Linked DNA regions of Homo sapiens: regions 1 and 2 are each linked to region 3. The links are chromatin contacts, found by Hi-C or POLR2A ChIA-PET in ENCODE. All regions are on one chromosome and are shown on one strand. Each heading gives the region's core, a stretch centred on a gene start or an enhancer-like site at or near the end of the contact. The rest is flanking DNA. Distances are from core to core; before and after follow the strand shown. Region 1 holds the start of SMIM41-AS1 (SMIM41 antisense RNA 1). Region 2 overlaps SMIM41 (small integral membrane protein 41). Region 3 holds the start of ACVR1B (activin A receptor type 1B).

Region 1 (2,722 bases), core at 2-2,501, 170 kb before region 3:
TGTGGCTATTGAGCCCTTGAAATAATGAGGCTAGTAAGACGCAGGAACTAATTTTTAAACATTATTTCCTTTCAATTAATTTTTTTTTTTTTTGAGACGGAGTCTTGCTTTGTCACCCAGGCTAGAGTGCAGTGGTGCAATCTTGGCTCACCGCAACCTCCACCTCCCGGGTTCAAGCAGTTCTCCTGCCTCAGCCTCCCAAGTAGCTGGGACTACAGGCACGCGACACCACTCCCGGCTAAATTGTGTATCTTTAGTAGAGACGGGGGTTTCACTTTGTTGGCCAGGCTAGTTTCGAACTCCTGACCTCAGGTGATCCACCACCTCAGCCTCCCAAAGTGCTGGGATTACAGGCATGAGCCACTGAGCCTGGCCCCTTTTAATTAATTCAAATGTAAATAGCTGCACCAGTTAGGAGGCTGTGAAGATGGTCCAGGTGAGGGAGGGTAGGGGCCTGAAATGGGGAGGCAAAGAAATGGGGAGGGCATGGACTCTAGGATTGTCAGGGCACTGGCTATTTAATATTTAACTTAACCACTCAGCCAGTACTGAAACAGTTGTTATGGAGGCCTGCGTTCGTGAGACCTGGCATGCCACAAGTGAGTAGAGCCAAGAAATCATGGAGACCCACTGAAAGAGGGGAAGGAATGCTCAGGGCCTTGGAGGTCTCCTGGGGGTCTGGCCGGGGCAATGGGGTGCTTATGTATCATCACTAGGAACAGAAACCCACGATGAATCAGCTTGGAGATGACAAGTGTGGTTTTGAACACATGGAAACTGAGAGGTCTTAGGACATCCCAGTGAAAGCATCTGGTAGGCTGTTCTGTGTATGGCTCTGATGCTCAGGAGGGAACTGAAACTGAAGACAGCCCTGTCAGTCATCAGAGGTCAAAAATCGGCAGCCCATAGGCCAGCTTCAGGTCACAGATGGAGGTTTAGACTGGCTCACACCATTGATCTCCCGAAGTGCTGGGATTACAAGCACTGCGCCTGGCCTCATCCTACCCACCTCTTCTTTTTTTAAAATTTAAGTTTTTCCATTTGCTGTACTTCATGCCAAGTATACACTCCCCTCCTGCCTGTTCCCAAGCCAGGGACCAAGGACTACAGGCCGGTACAGGATTTGCGCTTGGTTAATCAAGCTACAGTGACTTTACATCCAACAGTACCTAACCCGTACACGTTGTTGGGATTGCTGCCAGCTGAGGACAGCTGGTTCACCTGCTTGGACCTGAAAGACGCTTTCTTTCGTATCAGATTAGCTCCCGAGAGCCAGAAGCTGTTTGCCTTTCAGTGGGAAGATCCGGAGTCAGGTATCACTACTCAGTACACTTGGACCCGGCTTCCCCAAGGGTTCCAGAGCTCCCCCACCATCTTCAGGGAGGCGTTGGCTACAGACCTCCAGAAGCTTCCCACCAGAGACCTAGGCTGCGTGTTGCTCCAGTACGTTGATGACCTTTTGCTGAGACACCCCACGGCAGTCAGGTGCGCCAAGGGAACGGATGCCCTACTCCAGCGCCTGGAGGACTGTGGGTATAAGGTGTCCAAGAAAAAAGCTGAGATCTGTCGACAGCAGGTACGTTACTTGGGATTTACTATCCGACACGGGGAATGCAGCCTGGGATCAGAAAGAAAGCAGGTCATTTGCAATCTACTGGAGCCTAAGAGCAGAAGGCAAGTGAGAGAATTCTTAGGAGCTGTGGGGTTTTGTAGACTGTGGATCCCAAACTTTGCAGTATTAGCCAAGCCTTTGTATGAGGTCACAAAGTGGGGGACCGGGAACCTTTTGAATGGGGATCTCAACAACAGCAAGCCTTTCATGAGTTAAAGGAAAAAACTTATGTCAGCCCCAGCCCTGGGGCTACCCGATCTGACAAAGCCTTTTACATTGTATGTGTCAGAGAGAGAAAAGATGGCAGTTGGAGTTTTCATCCAAACTGTGGGGCCCTGGCCGAGGCCAGTGGCCTACCTCTCTAAACAACTAGATGGGGTTCCTAAAGGATGGCCCCTGTGTTTGAGGGCCTTGGCAGCAACTGCCCTGCTAGTACAAGAAGCAAATAAGCTGACTCTTGGGCAAAACCTGAACATAAAGGCTCCCCATGCTGTGTTGACTTTAATGAATACTAAAGGACATCATTGGCTAACGAATGCTAGACTCACCAAGTACCAAAGTTTGCTCTGTGAAAATCTCCGTATAACCATTGAAGTTTGGAACACCCTAAACCCCACCACCTTGCTCCCAGTATCAGAGAGCCCTGTCGGGCATGATTGTGTAGAAGTGTTTGACTCAGTTGACTCTAGTAGATCTGACCTCCGGGACCAGCCTTGGGCATCAGTAGACTGGGAACTACACGTGGACGGGAGCAGCTTCATCAACCTACAAGGAGAGAGATGTGCAGGGTATGCAGTGGTAACCCTGTACACTGTTGTTGAAGCCAGATCGTTGCCCCAGGGCACTTCAGCCCAGAAAGCTGAACCCATTGCTTTAATTTGGGCCTTAGAACTCCATGAAGGTAAGACTGTAAACATTGACACTGATTCTCGGTATGCCTTTTTAACCCTTCAAGTGCATGGAGCATTATAGAAAGAAAACGGCCTATGGAACTCTGGGGGAAAAGACATAAAATATCAACAAGAAATCTTGCAATTATTAGAAGCAGTATGGAAACCCCACAAGGTGGCAGGTATGCATTGCAGAGGACATCAGCGAGCTTCCACCTTG
Region 2 (2,700 bases), core at 177-2,676, 140 kb before region 3:
ATGTGACCTTATTTGGAAGTAGGATCATTGCAGATGTAATTAGTTAAATTAAGACGAGGTCATACTGAACTGGGGTGGGCCCCCAAATCCAAAAGGACTGGTGTCTTCATAAGAAATTTGGAGACAGAGACGCGGGAAGAACACCATGTGATGGGACAGAGCTGGGCTGTGCAGCTGCAAGCCAAGGGACACCAGATATTGCCGGCCACCACCACCGGTCACCACCGGAAGCGAGGCGGAGGCAAGGACGGATTCTCCTGCAGGTTTTTGTTTTGTTTTGTTTTGTTTTGTTTTGTTTTGTTTTTTTGAAGGCGGGGGTCTTGCTCTGTTGCCCGGGTTGGAGTGCATGGCACAATCATGGCTCACTGCAGCCTCAACCTTCCAGGCTCAAGTAAGTCTCTTGTCTCAGCCTCCAGAGTAGCTGGCATGCACCACCATGCCCGGCTAATTTTTTAATGTTTTTGTAGAGATGGGGAAGGGGGTCTCACTGTGTTGCCCAGGCTGGTCTTCAATTCCTGCACTCAAGTGATCCTCCTACCTCAACCTTCCAAAGTGCTGGGATTATGGGTGTGAGCCGCCCCACCCGACCCCCCTACAGGTTTCAGAGGGAGCATGGCCCTGCCAGCACCTGGGTTTCCTACTTCTGGCCTCCAGAACTATCAGAGAATAAATGTCTGCTGTTTCAAGCCACCCAGCTTGTGGTATTTGTTATGGCAGCCCCAGGAGCTAATACACCATCTGACAGGCTCTATTTTTAAATTGTGTACTTTATCATCTGTCTCACATCACAAGAAAGCAGGCAGCACAGGGGCAGGGAATTCCACCGGTTTTGTTCCCTTGGTGCCTGGAGCAGTGCCTGGCACACAGTACAAGCTTTACAAGCAGCGGCGGCTGGATGAGTGAGGGGTGAATGGTTGGAGCCTAGCACTCCTCCACGGCCACTGAAGACTCGGTGCCTGGCAGAGGGGTGGGCACAGCATCCTCAAAGGCCCAGAAGACTGGAGATGGTGGAGCACGTGAGGGACAGTAGTGAGAGACACAGGAGCAGGGAATCAAGAGGGCAGCAGTTTGGGGGGCCACAGGAAGATGCCATCCTATGAGCAGTGGACACCACATTGAGGGAGTGTGAAACAGGGACCAGACAGTGTGGCCAGACAGAACGCGCCTCTGCTGAAGACGACTCTGACAACAGTGTGGAGGATGGGTGGGCTGAGAAGCCCCAAGGGACACAGGGACCAGGTGCAAGGCGAGGTGGCGGCCGGGGACATGAAACAAAGCTTTCCGTCAGGCAGAAGGGACCATATTTGGTGACGCACTGGCTGTGGAGGGGAATCGGGGACAGCTGCTGGGGTGGAGAAACCATCCTCTAAGATGCAGAACCTGCCAGGGAGACGGCTCCCGAGGGAAGAACCTGGCTGTGGGTGTGCTCTGGCACCTTCCACAGTCCTTCCCCATCCGCACTAGCCTCTTGGTGTCCCTTCAGACATGCCAGGCTCATTCCCACCCCAGGAGCTTCCCGCCCCTCTGGCAGGAATACTGTGCCCCAGATCTTCCCTGGCTGAAGTCACCTCACAGGCCAGGTCTCAGCTCAAGTGTCACCTCCTTGGAGAGGCTTTCCCTGGCCACCTTCACGAAAGTCTCCCACAGGTTTCCATCCCGTCACTCTGCTGTCTTTCCATTGCAGCACAATCACTCTCTGCAGGCACCTCATGCATTTGCTTACAGGTACACTGAAGGGCCCTTCCCACCAGCAAGTGCGCAGGCTCTGTGGGACAGCGACCCCTCTGTCTCATGTACAACACATTCTCCAGTGCCTGGGACAGTAGCTGCTCAATAAATCTCTGTAGAATGGGTGGGCAGATTAACATGGCATTCAGGGGCCAAGTTAGGCTGGAGCTGCTGATTTCAGAGCCACGGGCCGAGAGGTGGCGATTTTCATCCAGGGAAGGGCAGGGAGCCCAGGGGAAGATCTAGGAGAGAGCCCAGAGGAACTTGGTGTTGGGACAGGAAAGAGGAAACCCTGGTACAAGACTCTCAAGGAGAGACTGGAGATGCCCCAAGGGCAGGCCTAGGAGCTGAGGGAGTCTGGATTCAACCCAGCAGGCGCTCCAGAGCCCCAGCGCCCAGACACTAAGGTGCCCTTCATCTCATTTGAGTGTTGCCAAGTGGGCATGATCACTATCTCATTTTCCTAAGGATGGAGAGGATTTAACTCACACAGCAAGTGGCAGACTCGGGGGGAAGCCCCAGCAGTGTTCTTCTGGAATCCAAAGTCTCATCCTTTCCTGTTGATGGCACCGAGCTTCTTCGGGAACTGCCACAGGAGCAGGAGGAGATCTGTGAGAAGGGGTCAGCCACAGCAGATGTGGCCAGGAGAGCAGCCGCTGGAGCAACCACCCAGGGGATCTGACGACCTGGCTGTCAGCTTAGCCGGGTGGAGGCCAGGCTGGAGGCCAGGCTGAAGAGGATGGAGACATAAACAGGAGGCAAGGAAGTGGGGACGGCAAGCGTGGGTAACTTTGGAGAAGTTTGGCTGTAAAGGCAAGTGAGACATAGGATAGTAACCGGAGGCGGCAGTGGGTGCAAAGAGCGCTATTTTAAGGTGGCAGAAACCGGAGTATGCTTGGACGTGACAGCCAGCAGAGGAGCAACTGAAGAATCGAGTTAAGGAGGAAGCGGGGTGGCTCAGCACCGGGGTGG
Region 3 (2,700 bases), core at 76-2,575:
GGCCAAAACACATTCGCCAAGACTCTCTTAAATGAAATATTTTAGGGTTTCATCTGCTCTTCTCAGCCCCCAAAGCCTCAAAAACAACACAGCCAGCGAAGTGTCCCGCAAAAAGGTACCCGCTTCTACAGAGAGGAGAGTGGGGGGGTGGTATAAGGCGAGCCGCAGACTGTGGGGATTGGGAGGTAAGGGGTGTGTGAGGGTGGGCGGGCTGGGAAGAGGCATCGTGTAGGAAGGTAAATAAGTACTGACCAAGGGCCGGGAATACAGTCCAGTGGTGGGATCTTTAAATAATCTTGGGGGTTTGGAGACAGGTTCCAGGATTTCACCTGAAAGGCATCCACAAAGTGATTAACTGAATGGGCCCCCCGGGGTAGGGTGGGGGAGGCGAGGAGGAAAGCAAATACACCTAGATTCACATCAACCCTTGGGGAACTCGGTTCCATAGGGTTAGGGATTCCAAAGCCAGGCTCCAAAAAGGTTTAGGGGCCTGTTCGTCCCACTTCCTCCAAATAGCCTCCACGGGGCATGAGTGCCGGAGGGCGGAGGGGGGATTGCCCCACTGAACTCAAGGGATTGAGTGAAGGGGAAATGTGACTCCCTTTCCCAGAACATTAGGGAGGCAGTGGAGGGAGGGGAAGAAACACGCCAAGTGCAGGACCTGAAGGAAAGGTTAGAGACCCCTTCCCCTACAGTCTGAGGTGCGCGGACTCTCAACATCAGGTTCCCTCGGAGAGGCTAAGACCCCACCGCCCGAACCCCACAGTCTTGGCGGGAGAAAGACGCCCCCCAGGAGCACCTGGAGGGAGGGAAGAAAGCCCCCCGCCCCTGGACACGGTGAAGGGCAGAAACCACGGACCTCCAAATCTTGGAGCTGGAGGCTCAGACTCCCCTCTCTGGAACACGAGGGCGCTGGGAGCGCGACCCCTGAGAACTGCCCGAATCCAGTTCCGCCTGGAACAGGGCTCGGGTCCCCAGGGGCCCGGCGTGAGCTCCGTCGCCGCCGGGCGGCTGCGCCTCGGAGATCGGGGAAGCTGACTGGGGGTCACCCCGACTCCTCTGCGCCCCCCACCCGGCCATATTGTGCTCGTGGGGAGGGGGCGCGCTGTAGTCCAGCGGCCGCGGCTCGAGGCCTCGCCCTTGCCGGGCCCTCTCCATCCCGGCCCCCGCCCCCCGTCCCAGGACTCACCCTGGACCCCCCGGGGCCCGGACCCGCCGCTGCCGGCGAGCAGGAGGACAACAAGGGGGAAGAAGGAGGAGGCTCCGGCCGACTCCGCCATAGTAACCACCGCCGCCGCCGCCGCCGCCGCAGCCCAGCAGCGCCCAGCGCGCGCGCGCGCGCCCCCGGCGCCTCCCCTCCTCCCGCGGCCCGGCTCCCGCCTCCCTCTCCTCCGCCCGGCGCCTGCACGTGCGCTCCCGGCGGAGCCGGCGCCGCGGCCGCCGCGCGCGCCCCCGAAGGGCGGGGCCGGGGCGCGCGCGGGCGCCCGCCTTAAAGGGGAGTGTCCCTGTTAAAGGGGTGGGCGGGGCTCACGCCTCGGCCAACTTCGCGGATCGGTGCCGAGCCCGGCGCGGAGGAGGCCGGAGCCGAACGTGCAGTCTCCTCCCTCTCCTGCACCCCACGCAGTGCAGAATTATCTTATCAGAGTCGATCCCCCGCCCCCGTCGAATATTCTACGAATCCCGTGCGTGTTCCAGTTCCTCCATCCCTGCGCCTAGCCTCAAGCCCCCAGCGCGTCCCCTGGGATCATCGCCGCGGTCTCCTAACTGGTTTCCCTGCCTCGCCTCGCCCCCTGCCATCCTCTGGACGCGGCAGCCTGTGTGATGGAATCGCGGCACGCGCCTTTTCAGAACATAGCAAAGCTCTTTATTGATGACAGTATGGGTGAGGGTGCCGTGTGAGGCACTCTGATTGGGCTGGTAGGTAGAACCCTTTTGGTAAACAATTGGCATTATGCATCAAATGCCTTAAAATCTTCATATCCATTTACCCAGTATTGTCCCCTGTCCTCAAGAAATAATAAGAGGACAGATGTTTATGAAAAATGTTAACTGTATATTTATCATTGTAAAAAAGGTAGAAACTAAGTAGACAATAATAGAAAATGTTAAATTATGGCCCATCCATATGATGGAACATTATTTAGTAATTTAAAATCCTGTTTACAAAAACTATTGACATGAGAAAATGCTTACAAGATAATGTTAAATTAAAAAAGCAAAATGCAACACTGTTTACAGTATTATTCAAATTGTACTGATAATATGTGTTTATAGGAAAAAAAGACTGGAAGGATATTTACCCAATAGTAACAGTAGTTATTGCCATAATTTTTTTACTTTTAACATTTCAATAATTTCTAAATATTTTTCAAATAAATGTTACTTTCAAATCTAGAAGAAATGCTTAAGAAAGTAAACAAATCACTCCGTATCTTTCTGAAAAGAGGTCAGTTTCTTTAGCTTGAGAAAGAACTTGATATAAAGGAAAGGGCAGAATTTTTGCAGCCAGAGAATTCTGGATCTGAATTCTGCTTCCTACTAACTAGCTGTGAAAACTTGGGCAAGGTTTGAACCTCTCTAAGCACAGCTTCACCATCTGAGATCTAGGGGTGGAAAGGATGGCCAAGAGATAGGGAGAACAGTTGCTTAAATGGAATTCTCACCTTCTAAGTTTCACCAACCTGAAGAACTCCCATCGTC

What was found. A loop is a pair of places that touch in the nucleus more often than their neighbours do. ChIA-PET counts read pairs that join two places held with the same protein, here RNA polymerase II (POLR2A). Pooled maps may share reads with other maps.
Region 1: a loop to region 3 is called in a map of B cell, with 4 times the contacts of the local background. The contact joins the promoter of SMIM41-AS1 here to the promoter of ACVR1B in region 3. A Hi-C loop is called at or near these places in 1 of 168 maps with a recorded cell type or tissue (B cell) and 4 of 50 pooled maps. POLR2A ChIA-PET finds 5 or more read pairs at or near these places in 2 of 52 experiments (Caco-2 and OCI-LY7).
Region 2: a pooled map shows a loop between it and region 3 (2.3-fold over the local background). The contact joins the enhancer-like site here to the promoter of ACVR1B in region 3. A Hi-C loop is called at or near these places in 1 of 168 maps with a recorded cell type or tissue (endothelial cell of hepatic sinusoid) and 8 of 50 pooled maps. POLR2A ChIA-PET finds 5 or more read pairs at or near these places in 1 of 52 experiments (activated CD4-positive, alpha-beta T cell).

Annotation. Positions count from the first base shown.
Region 1 is chr12:52,116,747-52,119,468 of GRCh38, reverse strand. It overlaps SMIM41-AS1 (SMIM41 antisense RNA 1), which reads left to right and starts at 1,251. Exons shown (of 4, transcript XR_007063312.1): 1 at 1,251-1,576. RefSeq lists enhancers at 340-389, 420-479, 490-629, 950-1,189, 2,553-2,722.
Region 2 is chr12:52,087,202-52,089,901 of GRCh38, reverse strand. The region is part of intron 2 of SMIM41 (small integral membrane protein 41); the gene reads right to left. SMIM41-AS1 (SMIM41 antisense RNA 1) reads left to right here. Exons shown (of 4, transcript XR_007063312.1): 4 at 1-690. It also overlaps the pseudogene OR7E47P. Among named protein-coding and RNA genes, the nearest start is that of SMIM41, 8.8 kb to the right of the region's middle. Within about 2 kb of position 1,426, at least 3 of the 41 ENCODE cell types and tissues checked have a DNase peak (open chromatin) inside an H3K27ac peak, as active enhancers do.
Region 3 is chr12:51,950,324-51,953,023 of GRCh38, reverse strand. It overlaps ACVR1B (activin A receptor type 1B), which reads right to left and starts at 1,325. Exons shown (of 9, transcript NM_004302.5): 1 at 1,190-1,325. The coding sequence starts at 1,280. RefSeq lists silencers at 1,331-1,380, 1,411-1,470 and an enhancer at 928-1,547.